Regions from separate parts of the Homo sapiens genome. Here region 2 is linked to region 1. Evidence: read pairs that join two places in POLR2A ChIA-PET (ENCODE). Cell type or tissue: Caco-2. All regions are shown on one strand. Each heading gives the region's core, and the rest is flanking DNA. Links, peaks and the distances in the headings are about the cores only. Region 1 overlaps PLA2G15 (phospholipase A2 group XV). Region 2 overlaps SMPD3 (sphingomyelin phosphodiesterase 3).

Region 1 (7,399 bases), core at 1,492-6,491:
AAGGCATGTGCCACCACACCTGACTAATTTTGTATTTTTAGTAGATATGGGGTTTCACCATGTTGGCCAGGCTGGTCTTGAACTCCTGACCTCATGTGATCCACCCTCCTTGGCCTCCCAAAGTGCTGGGCTCACAGGCGTGAACCATGGCGCCCGGCCTATTTCACCTTTAGAGATAAAGTCTTGCCCAGGCTGGTCTCAAACTCCTGGGCTCAAGCGATCCTCCCACCTTAGCCTCCTGAGTAGGTGGAACTATAAGCGTGAGCCAATGCACCCAGATGTCCCCATTCTTTGGATGAGGAAACTGAGGGTCAGGAGGCTCCCCAGACAACTTGGCTGGAGCTAGTAGAGCTGAGATTTGAACCCTAGTATGCTGATCCTTAAGCCTCCTCTGATTCCATGCCCTTTCTCTCTGCAGCTATGAAACTGAGGGTGATGGTGAAGCTAAAATGGGTCAGGGATGAGTGGGGTGCCATGAGTAGGGGGGTGTCAGGGCCAAGCAGGGAGTCAGGTTGGGCAGGGCCTGGGGTGAAGCTCCCTTTCATGTTGTCATCCTTTTACTGAGGCCAGAGCTGCAGCTGGACCCCAGTATTTTTACCACAGGCATTTTTACCCCCACTCTGGGTCACCTCGTCCTTCCAGGTTTGGCTAACAGGTGGTTCAGTGAGAGGGTTCAGGGCGCCCTCTTGTGGCCCCTGGTGTATCAAAGTCTGGCGCCCCAGCTTGTGGGGCTGAGTTAAGACAGAACTGGGTACCGGCTGGGCTCTGGACTACAAAATTCAGGCTGGGACCCTATCCCCTATCCATGTTTCCTTGGCTCTGTCTCTGTTTCTGTCTTTGTCCATACCAGTCTCAGCCTAGTAGTCTCTTTTCCTCCCTTGATCTCTCTCATCTGTACCTCCCCAGGGGTACAGATGGCAGGCTGATGAGCTGAAGATGCAAAGAAGGGTGGCATCCTAAAAAGAACTCTAGGTTCAAAGGATGCTGACACTTGCAAGCTGAGGGAGGACAGAGGCTGGGAAGGAGGGTGTAGCCAGGGTGACCTGCAGGACTGTCCTTGCTCCCAGCTCCTGGGTGGCATGTGGGGCCTGCTGACCAGGCAGGAGCAGGGGGAGGACAGGACCCCATTTCCACAGGAATGTTTCAGGTTCTGGTTCTTAGTCCCAGGAAGGGAACTGGATTCCAGGAGAGAGGACAGGAGGATGAGGTCCACAGAAGGGCACAGGAACCATGCTTTGATGCTGAGACAACCTGTCAAGGCTCCTGTAAAGGCCCAGCCCCTAATTTCCTGCCTCTGTAGCCACCTTGTACCTCCACCACCTCCCTCCCCTCATGCTCAGAGCAGAATGTAGGCCAGGGCACCTTACAGCATCCAGAGTACTTTTATTGCCAGAATCCAGATACAGCCTGCTCAGAGCCCCATGTGGGGCCACTCAGGAACAAGGGGAGACAGATGCCAGGCATGTATGCAACAGAGAAAATCCAGCTGCACAGAAACCCTGTGGGAGAGCAGCTCAGTCCAGCGTGAAGGCGTCTTTGGGAACCCCACCTAGAGGCTGTACCCTTTTCTCGGCCTGTGGCCAGTCACCCACTTAGAGCCTACTGCCATGAAGGCAGCCCTGACTCTCCATGCCTGCTGCCACAGGGAGATCCATGGAGCACCCTGGGGCAGACAGAAAGCCCCTAGGGGGGCCTCAGGGGACCCCTGGCTCTCTCAGGGTCCCATTCAAGTTTCTGGGCTAGTCCCAGCACTAAGCTGGGTGCTGGCCAGGGTGGATAGGAGCCCCATCCTCAGCCCTGTGCTGACCCACTTGGTACTAGTGAGACCCTAGGGCAGGGTGGCAGTGTGATGGTGGGGTTAGCAAGAGGTGCAGCTCAGGGAAGCTGCGAGCAGCCTTGGCTGCTTCCTTGGATTCCCTTTCTCCATAGGTTCCCAGAAGGCCATGGCTCCAACCCCTGCTCTCATCCTTGGAACCACAGTCCCAGGGTGAAGGGAGGCAGCTTCAGTCCTGGGGCCAATAGCACATCCGAGGAAATCAGGGCCCCTGGAACACAGCCTGCGGGACTGGGGGCACATCTGCTGCCCAATCCAGAGCTTGAATGCTCCTGGTGGTAAGGGAGGTAGGAGTGGAGTGAGATGTCCCAGGGCCTGGGAACCACGAAGAACGCAACAAACTGCCCCTGCCTGCAGGAGCTACTAGGCTCGCCCAGGAAGCCAGTCAGGCTGGCCACCAGCTAAGCCACAGGGAAGCCAGCAGCTCTAGCTACCCATGACCAGTGGCAGGCCTATCTGTGGCTGGTGTGTGGGAAGGGTCACCCGAGGGGCCAGGAGCCGATCCCTGGGACCTCTGGGTACAGGACCACAGCCCAGTAACATCCCTCATAGGAAGGCTGCGGGGCCAGGGCCCAGTAGGCAAGTATGAAAAGCCCACAGGAATAGGGGGGACACATGGCCCCAGGCAGGGACTGGGACCAGGGCCCAGCCAGTCCACCCTGTGGAGCCAGTCCTAAGGTCACAGCAGTTCCACCATCAGCAGCATTCTTGCCATCCAGTGTCCCTTGAGTCTAGACTCTCATTTCTTCCTTCTTCACTGCCACAGAGAAAGGATAACAAACAGCACTTCCCCATGGCAGATGCTTCACAGTCCAAGACTCGGGGCCTTGAATGGTGAGTCACAAACTTTGCAAAACGCGTGGGCCATGACAGCCCCAGAGGCCAACAGCAGGTCCACGGCCGAGCCACAGGAGTCCTGTGGCACAGGAGTCAGGGCCCAAGGAGCACACGTTTCAGATAGGCCAGGGTGGTGGCGTTGGCCAGCATCTCGATGTGCTCGCTGCCTGGCAGCTCCTGCAGCAACACTTGGTGCTCCTGGCGGCTCTGCCAGGCCTGGCACTGCAGGGCACTCTTCAAGTTCACAGTACCATCGCCGTCACCAAAGCAGATTTTAGGGTCACGGTCAGGGAAGCTCTCATAGTAGAAGGAGTCTGGTGTGGGGACGCCAGTACCATAGAGGCAGTGCAGCTGCACGCCAGGTGGCATCGTGGCTTCCACCAGCCCTTCTGTGTCCTGCCGCATGAGCCAGCCATCTTCAAAGCCGATGTCCTGGAAGAACTTGCGGTAGTCCCGCAGTGTGTAGTTGATTGTGGGTGTCTGCACGAACACCTTCTCAGGTGACCATGTGTAGTTGTAGGGCAGCAGCCAGCTGGTGGAGACAGCTGACCGCTGCTGCTCCCGGATCTTCAGGGGCCCGATGACTGGGATCCGGTTGTTGTCTCCTGCAGGGAGAAGGCTCTGGTCAGTCTGTGCTTAGGAATGCCAGCTGGTTGGGCAGCATGTTCACCACCAGGCCCCTGCCAGACCCCAGCCAGGGGCCCAGTCCACAGTCCCGCATCTCTACCCGGTTATCATCATTGTAATCACTGTGACTCCCATCCCTGCCTTGGCTCTTTTTTTTTCTTTTTGAGACAGGGTCTCACTCTGTTGCCCAGGCTGGAGTATAATGGCATGATCACGGCTCACAGCAGCCTCAACCTCTCAGGCTCAACCAATCCTCCCGCCTCAGCCTTTGGAGTAGCTGGGACTACAGGTATGCGCCACCATGCCTCATGCCTGGCAAATTTTTCCTTTTTTTTTTTTTTGAAGTAGGGTCTCATTCTGTCACCCAGGCTGGAGTGCAGTGGTACAGTCTTGGCTCACTACAACCTCCACCTCCTGGGTTCAAGTGATCCTCCTATGTCAGCCTCCTGCATAGCTGGAACTACAAGCACGTCCCACCACGCCTGGGCTAAAAATGTTTCCACTTTTTATACAGATGGGGTCTTGCTATGTTGCCCAGTTTGCTTGCCTTGGCTTTTATTGTTTCTCTTTATTTTTGCTACATCTGGGAACCACACATCCAAGCTATGTTTTGTTTTTTTTGCTTTCCTCACCAGGGAGTAAGGCGGCACATACCCACAGGGTGATTTATGATGCTTCCTTGCCTGTAAACTCTACCATCCTCCAAGTGCTGATCAGGCCTGTGGGCACTGACCTAGTCTAAAGTGAGTCAGCAGGTTGGCAACTCGGAGATGACATGTTCTGCTTTCCCTTTTATGACACTGAACTGTGTACCAGTTTTTCTTTTCCTAAGCTCAGACCAGCGTTCAGCCAGCCGTGGCCTCATTCCACCCACTTGCATGTGCGCTGACCTGGGCAGCCAGGCGTGCTGGAGACAGGGCACGAGGGGAGGCTGCAGATGGAGGCGGAGTCCCTATACACAGGAATGTGAACAACACAAACACCCGGCAGTCAGGGAGGCCTCCAGGAAGTAAAAGCTGCAACTTGGGAACAGGGGCCTCTGGCCTGTTCAGGATCCATGGTCACCCATCACCCCACCCTGTATCTGAAAGCAGGGAGGCCTCTCAGACTGACTGTAGGGCCTCAGCTCTGCCTGCTGTGGCCTGGCTGGGGGACCCCTGAGGCAAGGAAAGCCCCTAGGGGTGCACGGACTTCCACCTCCCCGCACCACACACCCAGTCCTGGACTGCCAAGGCAGGACAGAACAGCTTCCCAGCCTTTGAAACAAAGCTCTAAGGGGACTCACAGAGAAACTCTGAAAGGGGCCGGGGCTACCTGTCTAAACTCAGGGTATGCCCACATCCGTCCCTCCAGGCCCAGGCTAGACCGAAGTGGTGGCTATAATGAGTCCTCACTAAATCTGAGTGTCTTCCAGCCAACTCAGAGTCACTGGGCCTGACCCAATCACAATGCCAGTAGACCAAGCAGGTCAAGCAGTGGCAGGCACTTGAGCTCATGAGATGCTTGGCACAGCCCTGGCTCATAGCTCCCAAAGTGAGGGTCCATAAGCCTCCCCCAAGTCCTAGCAGAGGGAGGAAAGCTCCCTTCTAGAGGAAGAAGCTCTACTCTACAGCTGCAGCTGGTGAGCTGCAACAGTCATGAAAAGACGGGGGAGGAGCCATAAAAGGGGTGGCTTTCCCAATTGCCAGGCAAGCAGGCCCAGCCAGATCTGCACCTGCTTCCTCCCTGTGTTGCCTACAGAGGCTCCGTGCTGCCCACAGATGGAGGCGCAACTCATAAATAAAAAACTGTAGTCTAGAGGCCAGGTGCAGTGGCTCATCCTTGTAATCCCAGAACTTTGGGAGGTCAAGGTGGGCAGATCATTTGAGGTCAGGAGTTCAAGACCAGCCTGACCAAAATGGTGAAACCCCATCTCTACTAAAAATACAAAAAAATCTGGCCGGGTGCGGTGGTTCATGCTTGTAATCCCAGCACTTTGGGAGGCTGAGGCAGGCAGATCCTCCTGACTTGAGGTCAGGAGTTAGAGACTAGCCCGGCCAACATAGTGAAACCCAGTCTCTACTAAAAATACAAAAATTAGCCGGGTGTGGTGGTACGCGCCTGTAGTCCCAGTTACCCGGGAGGCTGAGGCAGGAGAATCACTTGAACCTGGAAGGTGGAGGTTGCATGAACCAAAATCACGCTACTGCACTCCAACCTGGATGGCAGAGTGAGAAAGACCCTGCCTCCAAAAAAAAAAAAAAAATGCTCTAGCCTTCCTCCTCTGCGGTGAAGGTGGGGATGAAGAAGTAAGGATGGGGTAAGAGGGAGGGATGGCCAGGCACAGTGGCTCACACTTGTAATCCCAGCACTTTGGGAGGCCGAAGCGAGTGGAACATCTGAGGTCAGGAGTTCAAGACCAGCCTGGCCAACATGATGAAACCTCATCTCTACTAAAACACAAAACTTAGCCAGGCATGGTGGCGGGCACCTGTAATCCCAGCTACTCAGGAGGCTGAGGCAGAATCGCTTGAACCCGGGAGGCAGAGGTTGCAGTGAGACAAGATTGCACCACTGCATTCCAGTCTGGGTGACAGAACCAGACTCTGTCTCAAAAAATAAAAATTAAAAAAAAAACAGGGCTGACCCAAGAGAATAGTCATTGTGGAGACCAAAGCAACTCCATTTTGGATACTAATCCACCATGTTGGCTTCTGATTAACCCCAGATCCAGGAAGGCCACTGAGATTTCCACTTTATCTACTGTTTCTTGTGCACGTACTTAACCATAAATCAAAACAGCCTCTGTGTTATCATCCTTCAATGTTCAACACATCGCATCGGAGTCGCCCTTTCCCTACAGAATATAAGCTCTGGGTCTGGGGGCTAATAGTGTGGGGATCCACCATCTTGTCTTGCCCCCACCTGAGACACAGATGTGGCTTCTATTCGTATGTCCCTATTAAATGCTTTTCTCTGAGAAACTAGATTTGTCAGCCTCTTTCTTCTTTGGACTTTTAGGGGTAGATTTGCATAGACCCCACACACCGTGGGACAGACACGAGGCATGCTGGCCCAGGAGGACACTTAGGAAGGGAAGAGAGGGCAGAATTCCTGGCAACAGCCCCCCACGCTGGGCCAGGTAGGGTCTTACCTGAAGCCAGGACGCGCAGGGTCTTGGCCACGCCCCCCCAGGGCGCACCCAGTGACACGAAGGCCCGGATATACTTGTCCTTCCAGGCCTGCGGCTGCCGCTGCAGAAAGTAGAGCGTGTACATGTTGCCCATACTGTGGGCAACCAGCACCACGGGGCCCCCATACAGCTGGTACATCTCCTCGATCATCTCGCGGAGGGCCAGGAAGTAGGGCCCGTTTTCATCTGCAGGCCAGAGCCAGGCAGGGGTCAGGTGGGAAGGGTCCTGGAGCCGGAACCACTGAGCTTTTCTCAGGCCAGACACAAGACGAGAGGGGGAGGGGAGGGTGCTCACATTCAAACAGAGCGGTCTGGGTCCCCCCGCCTTCCATGAAGGGAGGAAGCCTTATATTTCTCCCCAGGGCTCACAGGCCCAGAGGTCCCAGGGTGGGAAATGGAGGACAGGATAAGACTGACCAAAGGTGGTGGCTGTGACCACTAGACTGGATGCCAGAGGCCCAGGGACAGGAGACAGCCAAGGACAAGGGGAGAGCCCAAGGTCTGTGGTGCCCATGATCACCTCACCCCTACCTCCCGAGACGTCAGGGAGGGAATGAGAGTGCCTGCTTACTTGGGGCTCGGCGCCAGTCATAGGGAGCCCCTCGGACATCCTCACCCCGTGTGTAGCCCCAGCCCACAAGGCTCTCCACCATGGTGTGGAAATAGGAACCTGTAGACAGAAATACAGAGGATAAGAAAAGATACAGCTAGTGCCGGCCACCTACACTATGCCCAGCATGGAGACTGTGACAGCTAGCAGGTCCTTGGAAGAATGCTACAGGGCTCTGTGCCCACGCTGATCAGAGACAGCTCACAGGCTGTCCCTACAAACCAGCAGAGTTCCTCCAGCTCCAGCTCCAGTCCGGCAGAAACCCCATCCCAGCTCCCGGAGGCCTTGAGTAAGGGCTACATACCCACGCTGCTTTTGC
Region 2 (7,399 bases), core at 1,134-6,133, 130 kb before region 1:
CATAAAAATAGCCAACCAGCACCCTCTGGGCTGCTCTGTCAATGAGGTAGCCATCCTTCTGTTTCTTCTCTAATGAACTTGCTTTCACTTTACTGTGTGGACTCACCCTGAACTCTTTCCTGTGCAAGGTCCCAGAACCCTTTCTTGAGGTCTGGATCAGGACCCCTTTCCCATAACACTGGGGACTTAAAGGTAACCCCTTCACTAGGGTTCAGTCAAGATTTTTCCCCAAGGTGAGCAGCTGCTCTTCACTCTCACTCACCCCAAACTTCAACTGTAGCATGAGGCTGGGAGGCCCCAGGTCTGCATGAGGTCTGACACTGACAGTCAGATGGAAGGCTGTGTGACTTTGGGTACATTACTAAACCTCTAGGCTCCAGCCTCATCGAAGGTACCTGGCCCCAGTATCACCATGTGGGTAAATAAATCAACCTCCTAGGTGCCCTTTGCAAACATTATTTCTGGACCTGTGAAGTCAGTGTTATCCTCATTTTAAGAAGGCAGCAACTGAGGCTTGGAGAGAGGCCCCAGGGAACAGGTCCATCCATCTCCACAGCTGGTTCTGCTACAAAGGAAAGGTGGAGGTATCCAGGAAACTGACCAAGCTCAGTGCATCTAGGGACATCTCCCGTGGAGCTGCACATCCATCAGGGGTCACCCCAGGTACTGGTCTGTGGTCTTGGGGCCTGTGGGATTGAGGCCTCCTGGTGGACAGGCAGGCAGGCAGGAGCGTGCTTGGGACCACTGCTGGCTCCAGACACTGCCTTGCTGTGCTAGGTAAACGGCCCACTTTCCACACCCGCCCCCCAGGCCCTCCCTGCTCTGCTCCTACTGCCTATTTAAGCCAGAGGCCTGACTCGGCCCAGGCACAAGCCAGCTGCCAGAGCCAGGAGAGCAGCATTGCAGGCCCTGCTCAGCCGGGATGAAAGGTTCTTCTGTTTCACCATTTCCTACCGGTGCGTTTTGAATGATGATGCTGAGCAGGGTTGGAGGCAGGAGCTGATTCTGCTTGCCTGGGAGTATATTGAGATGGGTAGCTGGCAGAGGGAGGCTCTGATTGAATTTTTCCCATTTCTAATCCCTGACTTGATGTGATCTTATTCTCAAAGAGGGAAAAAGTCTGTGGTTCGTGAAAGGATAGGGGGACAGCATATTTCAAAACAAGGCCTGGCTCAGAATATCAATGATCTGACATGTTTCTTTTTTCTTTGAGAAAAGAGAAGGGCCTATAATTTCAAGGTTGTCGAGATTCCATTTCCCCTCAGGAACCCCTCCCTAAATAGTCAGTTCTTGTCATTTAATTCTATTTTGAAAAAAACATGCAGGGATTTTTCAGAAGAGTTGGTGGGGCATGGGAGTGGGGTGGAGAGTGGGGAGGGGGCTGTGCAGCTGGTGGGGGACAGTTTGGGAAATGTCAGAGGCCAAAGATCCTGCTTGACAAACTTCTCACTCAGGGATGAGAGGTGAGCTCCTCCCCACTTAGAGAGAGGGCAGTGGGGGCTGGGAGTCACACAGGCCCAAATGGCTCAGGAGTGGCCTGCCTCCTTTATGTCTAATGCCAGATGCTTGTGAGCCTGTGGCCTGGGTCAGGTCAGCCCAGCAAGAGGGTGAAGGACAGAGGTGCATGCAGGTTGTCAGCCAACTGTGGGTGAAGAGGCAGGAGTCCCAGGGACAGAGGACAGGCCGGGACAGCAGGTCACCCTCTGCTTCCCGGCAGGCTGGACTCCCCAGGCTATGGGTGGGGAGGGATCCTGCCAGGTACTTGGCTCTGAGGGCAAAAGCCAGGGTGTCCACATGAACATAAGGGCTCCTGGGGAAGCCAGGTCACCACGTGCAGAGCATAGACCTGGGGGGCTCTGGCTTCCTTCTTCCCACTCTGATCTGGCAATATCAAGTGCCGGTGCTCATTTGGTCCTGGCCGTGGCCATCCAGGATCTTGTAGTGGCCCCTAATGTTACAGAGGAGGGAGCCTCTGAGGCTCAGAAGTTAAATGACTTGCCCAAGACCGATGGCCTAGACCAGAACCGGGTCTCATTAGAGCCCAAGCCTTTTCTGTGCAAATTCCTAGTGAGAAGGGAGCCAATTGTTTGCCGCAGAGGAGGCGCTCCTGCCAGCACTGCTGCTACATCTTCAGTTAGGGGACAGAGAATGGACGGGGCCTTGGCTTTCAGATTCTTCTGAAACACTTAGTTTGGGTGATTTGCAAAATAAGTGTACCTAAGGGATGCGGTGTGAAGAGTGATAGGTCACCCTACTCTGAATGGAGGGGTGGTAAGAGGGCTTTGGGCCGGGCCATGGGACGGGCTTAAGAAGGTGGAGCATGCAAGGACAGCCCTGGCTGTGCTGGGCATTGGGCAGGGGGCTGCTGAACTTGAAAGCAGAGACTGGGCCTGAGACAGGGGGCGGGCCCCGGAGCCAAGGATTCGGCAGATTAGTAGGGACAAGGCCTGGGACTGGGCCAACGGGCTCAGAGAGCTGCCTGGGGCCAGGGATCAGGGGCGGGGCCAGCACCTAAGGCCAGGGGCGGGACTAGTGGGCAAGGGCGGGGACTACAAACTGGGACTGGGGCCCAAGTGTGGAGGGCAGTGTCCCCAGAGCATAGTGCCAGGATCCCTCACCTCAGTCAGCAAGGGGAGCCAGTGACATCGTGTCCAAAGGCCTAGGTTCACATGAGTTCCCTCCCAGCTGTCTCCTCCAAAGACCCCGCTGGGTTCACAAAGTGTCCCACTGAGCCTCCCTTCCACTGACCTGCTCCCCCTTAGATAAGGGGGGAGCCACCAAATCCCTTTGGTTCCTCTCAATGTTGCTCTTCCTCCCCTAATCCACCCCATCCTGGTGGCCACTGTCCCTCTTCCCTGGCCTGGGTTCAGCTCTCCCCTACCCTCAGTATCTTAGGGAAGCAGAGATTGCACAAAGCTCCCAAAGCTCTGATTGTTCTGGTTCTAACTATCAGATTAAACCTGGGCCCTGCAGCTGGAGCTTTTGAATTCACCTCTTCCCCACCCTCCACCTTCACCCCGCACCCCCTGCGCCTGGCCTGGGTCCCAGTGTCGACGTGGAGGGCTCATCCATCCCACCCTCAGAGTCCTCTCCTCTTGGCAACCCTCCTCCTTGAAAATCTGTCACACAAACCTCGGGCCCCACCCACTGGGACTGCACTTCGTCCACTGGAACTGCCGGGCACACACCCTCGCCCTGGCGACGTGGAGGGTGTGGCAGTGCCTCTGGCCGCAGGTGAGGCCCCTTGGTCTTTGTACCTGGCTCACCTGTTCTGGGCTGCTCGGTGGCTGTCAGGTGAGCTCTGGAGATTGTTCCGGGCACCCCTGTGAACTGCTCATCTCCTTTCAGGTCTGCGGTGACAGCTCTTCTTCAGAGAGAAGGACAACAAGGTCCCAGTGGCCCCTCCTCAGGTAAAACCAAGGCTTCTGGAACCAGAGGGGTGGGGTGGGGGTGGGGAAGGGAGCGCTCCAAGCCTTTCCTCATGGGCTACTTGTTAGTATTTTTATAAAGAGATGCTGTGTGAGATTAGGAAAAGGCTCTCCCGCCTGTTAAAATGTTTGAAAACCACAGCTCTGGGGTAAGCAATTTGGAGCTGGCCATCTGGGTCCCATCCTGAACCTGACTCAAGCGGAGTGCAATACACCCAATCTATGGAGAAAACAATAACTCCCTCAATATATGGGAAAAGGATTTGAAGCAGCACTTCATAAAAGGAATCCAAATTAAGCATCCTGAAAAATGTAACCAGATACCACTGCCCACTAAACTATCAAAAACTTTTTTTTTTTTTTTTGAGACCCGTCTGTCTCTGGGGCTGGAGTGCAGTGGTGCAATCTCAGCTCACTGCAATCTCTACTTCCCGGGCTCAAGTGTTCCTCTCACCTCAGCCTCCTGAGTAGCTGGAACTACAAGTACACACCACCACGCCTGGCTAATTTTTGTGTTTTCTGCAGAGCCTGGTGTCGCCATGTTGCCTTAGCTGGTCTCCAACTCCTGGGCTCAAGCGATCTGCCCGCCTTGGCCTCCCAATGTGCTAGGACTACAGGCACAAGCCACTGTGCCCAGCCAAAAATCACATTTTTTAATGTTAAAACCCAGAGTTGGTAAGGATGTTGTGAAACACATATTCTCAAACAATCAGTAAATTGACAGAACCTTGGTAGAAAGCAGTTTGGCAATATGTATCAGAAGCGTTAAAGTTTACTGAGTAATTCTACTCTTGAATCCATCCCAAAGAAGTAATTCAGACTACTGGCCCATTCTCAGGAACAAAAGCAGAAACTAGTGACCCCTGACAGTCAGGAACCTCAGACTAGGAGCGAAAACAAGACTACTGTAAGAGCCCACTCCTTCTCAAATATTGACAAATTAAGCGTTGTCAGGGTTGCCAGGGTGGTCACCAGGCTGGGGGCAGGGAGATTTGGGGATCCAAGGTGGTGGTGACTGGATGGAAGAAAAAAAGGGGAAATAGATGAGACCAGCAGCTCGCAGGGAGGGAGGAAGAAGATCGTTGGAGTTTTCACCAATGGCTCAGTGGGGGTGGGTGACAAATGTAACCTTCAGGGGACTGAAAAAAGAGGCAAAGGTCTTGTTTTGTGGGAATCGAGGGGGATCGACAAGAAGGACAGTGTAGGGAATGTTACTCTTCCCCCAGAACGTGTCCTGGAAGTAAGGGTGGTGCTGGATGCTGCTCATTTACATATTTCTGGATATGTTTGCATATCACTTATATCAGCCTTGGCAAGAAAAGTAGAGAGAAAAAGGAAATTGGAGTCAGGTGACTTGGCTGCACCTCTCAGGGACTGCCATTTACTTCTCTGAGTCTCCGTCTCCTCATCTGTAAGTGGGGCCAGCTGTACCCATTTGGGGTAGTTGTGCAGTATAAATGCACCCCCAGTGTGAAAAGCATATTCTCTGAGGTGCTGGGTGACGCCTTCTCTGATATCCCCAAGAGGCGGCTGTTACTTCTGCAATTCTGATGCTCATGTCCAATCTCCCTCTTGTCTTTGCCATGGACTGGCTCATAGCTGTGTCCCCGCTTCAGGAGGGAAAGAGAAAGGAAGGAAGGGAGGGAATGAGTTTGAGGTCCCAAGCAGGCCGCAGGTGGCCTCAGATGAGGCCATTCTGGCTGCAGCTCCAGGTCAGCAGGGGGCAGGGCTGCCACTTGTTCTCAGTCGGCAGGGGTTCCTATTACCTTCCTACTCTACACACAGCTAGGGTCAGGTGATGGAATAAAATACTGAGTGCTTGCGGGGGGAGTGGGGGGCACAAGCTTTGTTCTCTTCATCTGGCCTCAGAGTTAGAAAACAGAACCCTCATTCCCTGGGACTGGAAGTTGGGATGGTGGGGGAGCACCTTACCCCCCAACCCCAGGGCTCCACATGGGCAGGGTCCCTGGTCCTGCAGAGACAACCCACAGAGTCACACACACAAGGCCGTCCCTCCTTCTGCTTTGAAGGATGGAATTTGCTGACATAGCTTGAGCCTCCTGTCTCTCAGTTCTGTTTTTAGCTTGATAGATCTGAAGGTGTCAGATCTATCAGGGGCTGGTTACCTCCCTTTCTAGTATGCAGACTGCAAGCTTGTGCAATACATGCACAGAAACACTCAGCTATCAAGAGAGAAAGGGCCTGTTTGGCCTCAGCCTAAGGTCCTCTAGTTATCCCAGGGGCCATGGGTGGACTGGCTGAGTTTTGATGAAGGGATCTTCTCTGTGAATCTTGAACCCTGAGTTCCTCTGCTGAGGCCATGTTCCTTCACACAGATGACGGCTGTCAGGGAACAGCCCCAACAGAAGTGTGGAGGCCTGGAAGGGCACAGTGGGGGACTGCTCGGGTCAGGGCCCCTGGAGCTCCAGGAGCAAGAGGAGACAGAGGAATCAGGCCACCAGATATAGCCTGCCCTTCCCTGCCTAGGTGCCTGGGCAACCTCCTGGAGTCCGCAGGCACTACTGAAGGGCCATAGGGGAGCAGTGTGGTATGATGTGTAGTTTAGAAAGACCCCACCAGCTGCCAGGTGGGCCAGAGGAGGGAGACAAGGTGGAATCTGTTACAGTGTCTAGGTTGGAGAGGGCGAGGCCTGAACTGGGATATGGCTGTGGGAATGGATCCAGGGGACTAGGGGGCAGAATTGTGAGCTGGGAAGAGGAGACAGGGTATGGAAGAGGTCCAGGGCCCAGAACTATTTGGGAGACAGAATTGTATGTGGGGAAGTGGGGGGAGGAGGAGTAATAAACTTCTAGAGGAAGATGTAGAGTTGTCAATCAAATACATGTGGTCAGAGATCAGGAGATACCTGGGCTGGCTGTCACCTGGAAACAGGTAACCCACAAGGGATCAGCCGAGAAGGGAGGGAAGAGGCAAGAGAAAGTCCAGCCCCTAGGAAGTGGGCAGGGAAGGGGCTCTGAGGGATCCTCCAAGGGCCCTGAGAAGGAGCAGTCCCATGGTGCGGGGAGCAAGAGGATGGCGCCAGGACCAAGGGGCAGCAAGTGGAGAACAGATGAGGAATGAGCCTCTTACACCTCCGGTTGGGCCTATTTCCTAAGGCCAATCTGGTTGAAACTGCATGGACTGTTTTCTCAGAGGTGCTGACCTCTGTTCTGGACGTTTTCTTTCCAAAACTTTACCAAGAAAGTCTAGTGAGACACTCTGTCTTCCTTTTCTCTTGTGGTGTGCGGGGGAGGGCAGGCAGCCTCAGGTGGGTTGCCATCCAGACCCCCAACCAGCCAGAGGGCCACTCAGCCCTCCTGGAGTTCAGGACAGATGCAGCCAGCATGCTCTGAGCAGAAGGGATGACTTGAGCCAGCTTGCTCTGCACAGTGTAGGTGGGATGCTATCCGGACAGGCTAAGCATTTAAGTTAAACAAACCTGGCTGGGCGCAGTGGCTCAAGCCTGTAATCCCAGCACTTTGGGAGGCTGAGGCGGGTGGATCACCTGGGGTCAGGAATTCGAGACCAGCCTGGCCAACATGGTGGAACCCGATCTCTACTAAAAATACAAAAAAAATTAGCTGGCACATGCCTGTAATCCCAGATACTCGGGAGGCCGAGGCAGGAGAATCGCTTGAGCCCAGTGGGGGGTGGAGGTTGCAGTGAGCAGAGATTGCACCATTGCACTCCAGCCTGGGCGACAGAGCGAGACTCCATCTCCAAAACAAAAAACAAAACAAAACAAAACAAACAAAAAAACTAACTGGGGGCAAACTAAGTGAATGCAGGGGATCCTCCCCTCAGGCCCGTGTTCCCCAGCTGCCCCTCCTGGAGGATGCCTCCTTGTCTGCAGTCAGTGATCTGGTAGTCATTATGGTCCTCAAAGGCATGGCCCTGGCAAGGCAGGATTCCCTAAGTGGCTCCACCTCCCTGAGTCCACTCTCAGTTCCCTTTCTGTCCCACCACCACAC

What was found. Peaks named below come from ENCODE experiments on the same cell type or tissue, not always from the same donor. Only the 100,000 strongest peaks of a DNase experiment are listed, where the experiment ranks them.
Region 2: POLR2A ChIA-PET joins it to region 1 with 9 read pairs; 6 of 35 experiments call an interaction of 5 or more read pairs at or near these places.

Annotation. Positions count from the first base shown.
Region 1 is chr16:68,255,023-68,262,421 of GRCh38, reverse strand. PLA2G15 (phospholipase A2 group XV) reads right to left here. Exons shown (of 6, transcript NM_012320.4): 3 at 7,385-7,399; 4 at 7,042-7,140; 5 at 6,432-6,656; 6 at 1,364-3,276. The coding sequence ends at 2,765. Among named protein-coding and RNA genes, the nearest start is that of SLC7A6, 5.8 kb to the left of the region's middle. In Caco-2, for the core only: no CTCF peak of the experiment used is centred there; DNase peaks (open chromatin) are centred at 4,271 and 4,991.
Region 2 is chr16:68,382,609-68,390,007 of GRCh38, reverse strand. It overlaps SMPD3 (sphingomyelin phosphodiesterase 3), which reads left to right. Exons shown (of 9, transcript NM_018667.4): 2 at 3,349-3,410. Among named protein-coding and RNA genes, the nearest start is that of SMPD3, 62 kb to the left of the region's middle. RefSeq lists enhancers at 319-1,146, 6,434-7,268, 7,269-7,399. In Caco-2, for the core only: no CTCF peak of the experiment used is centred there; DNase peaks (open chromatin) are centred at 2,490 and 3,197; H3K4me3 peaks cover 270 bases.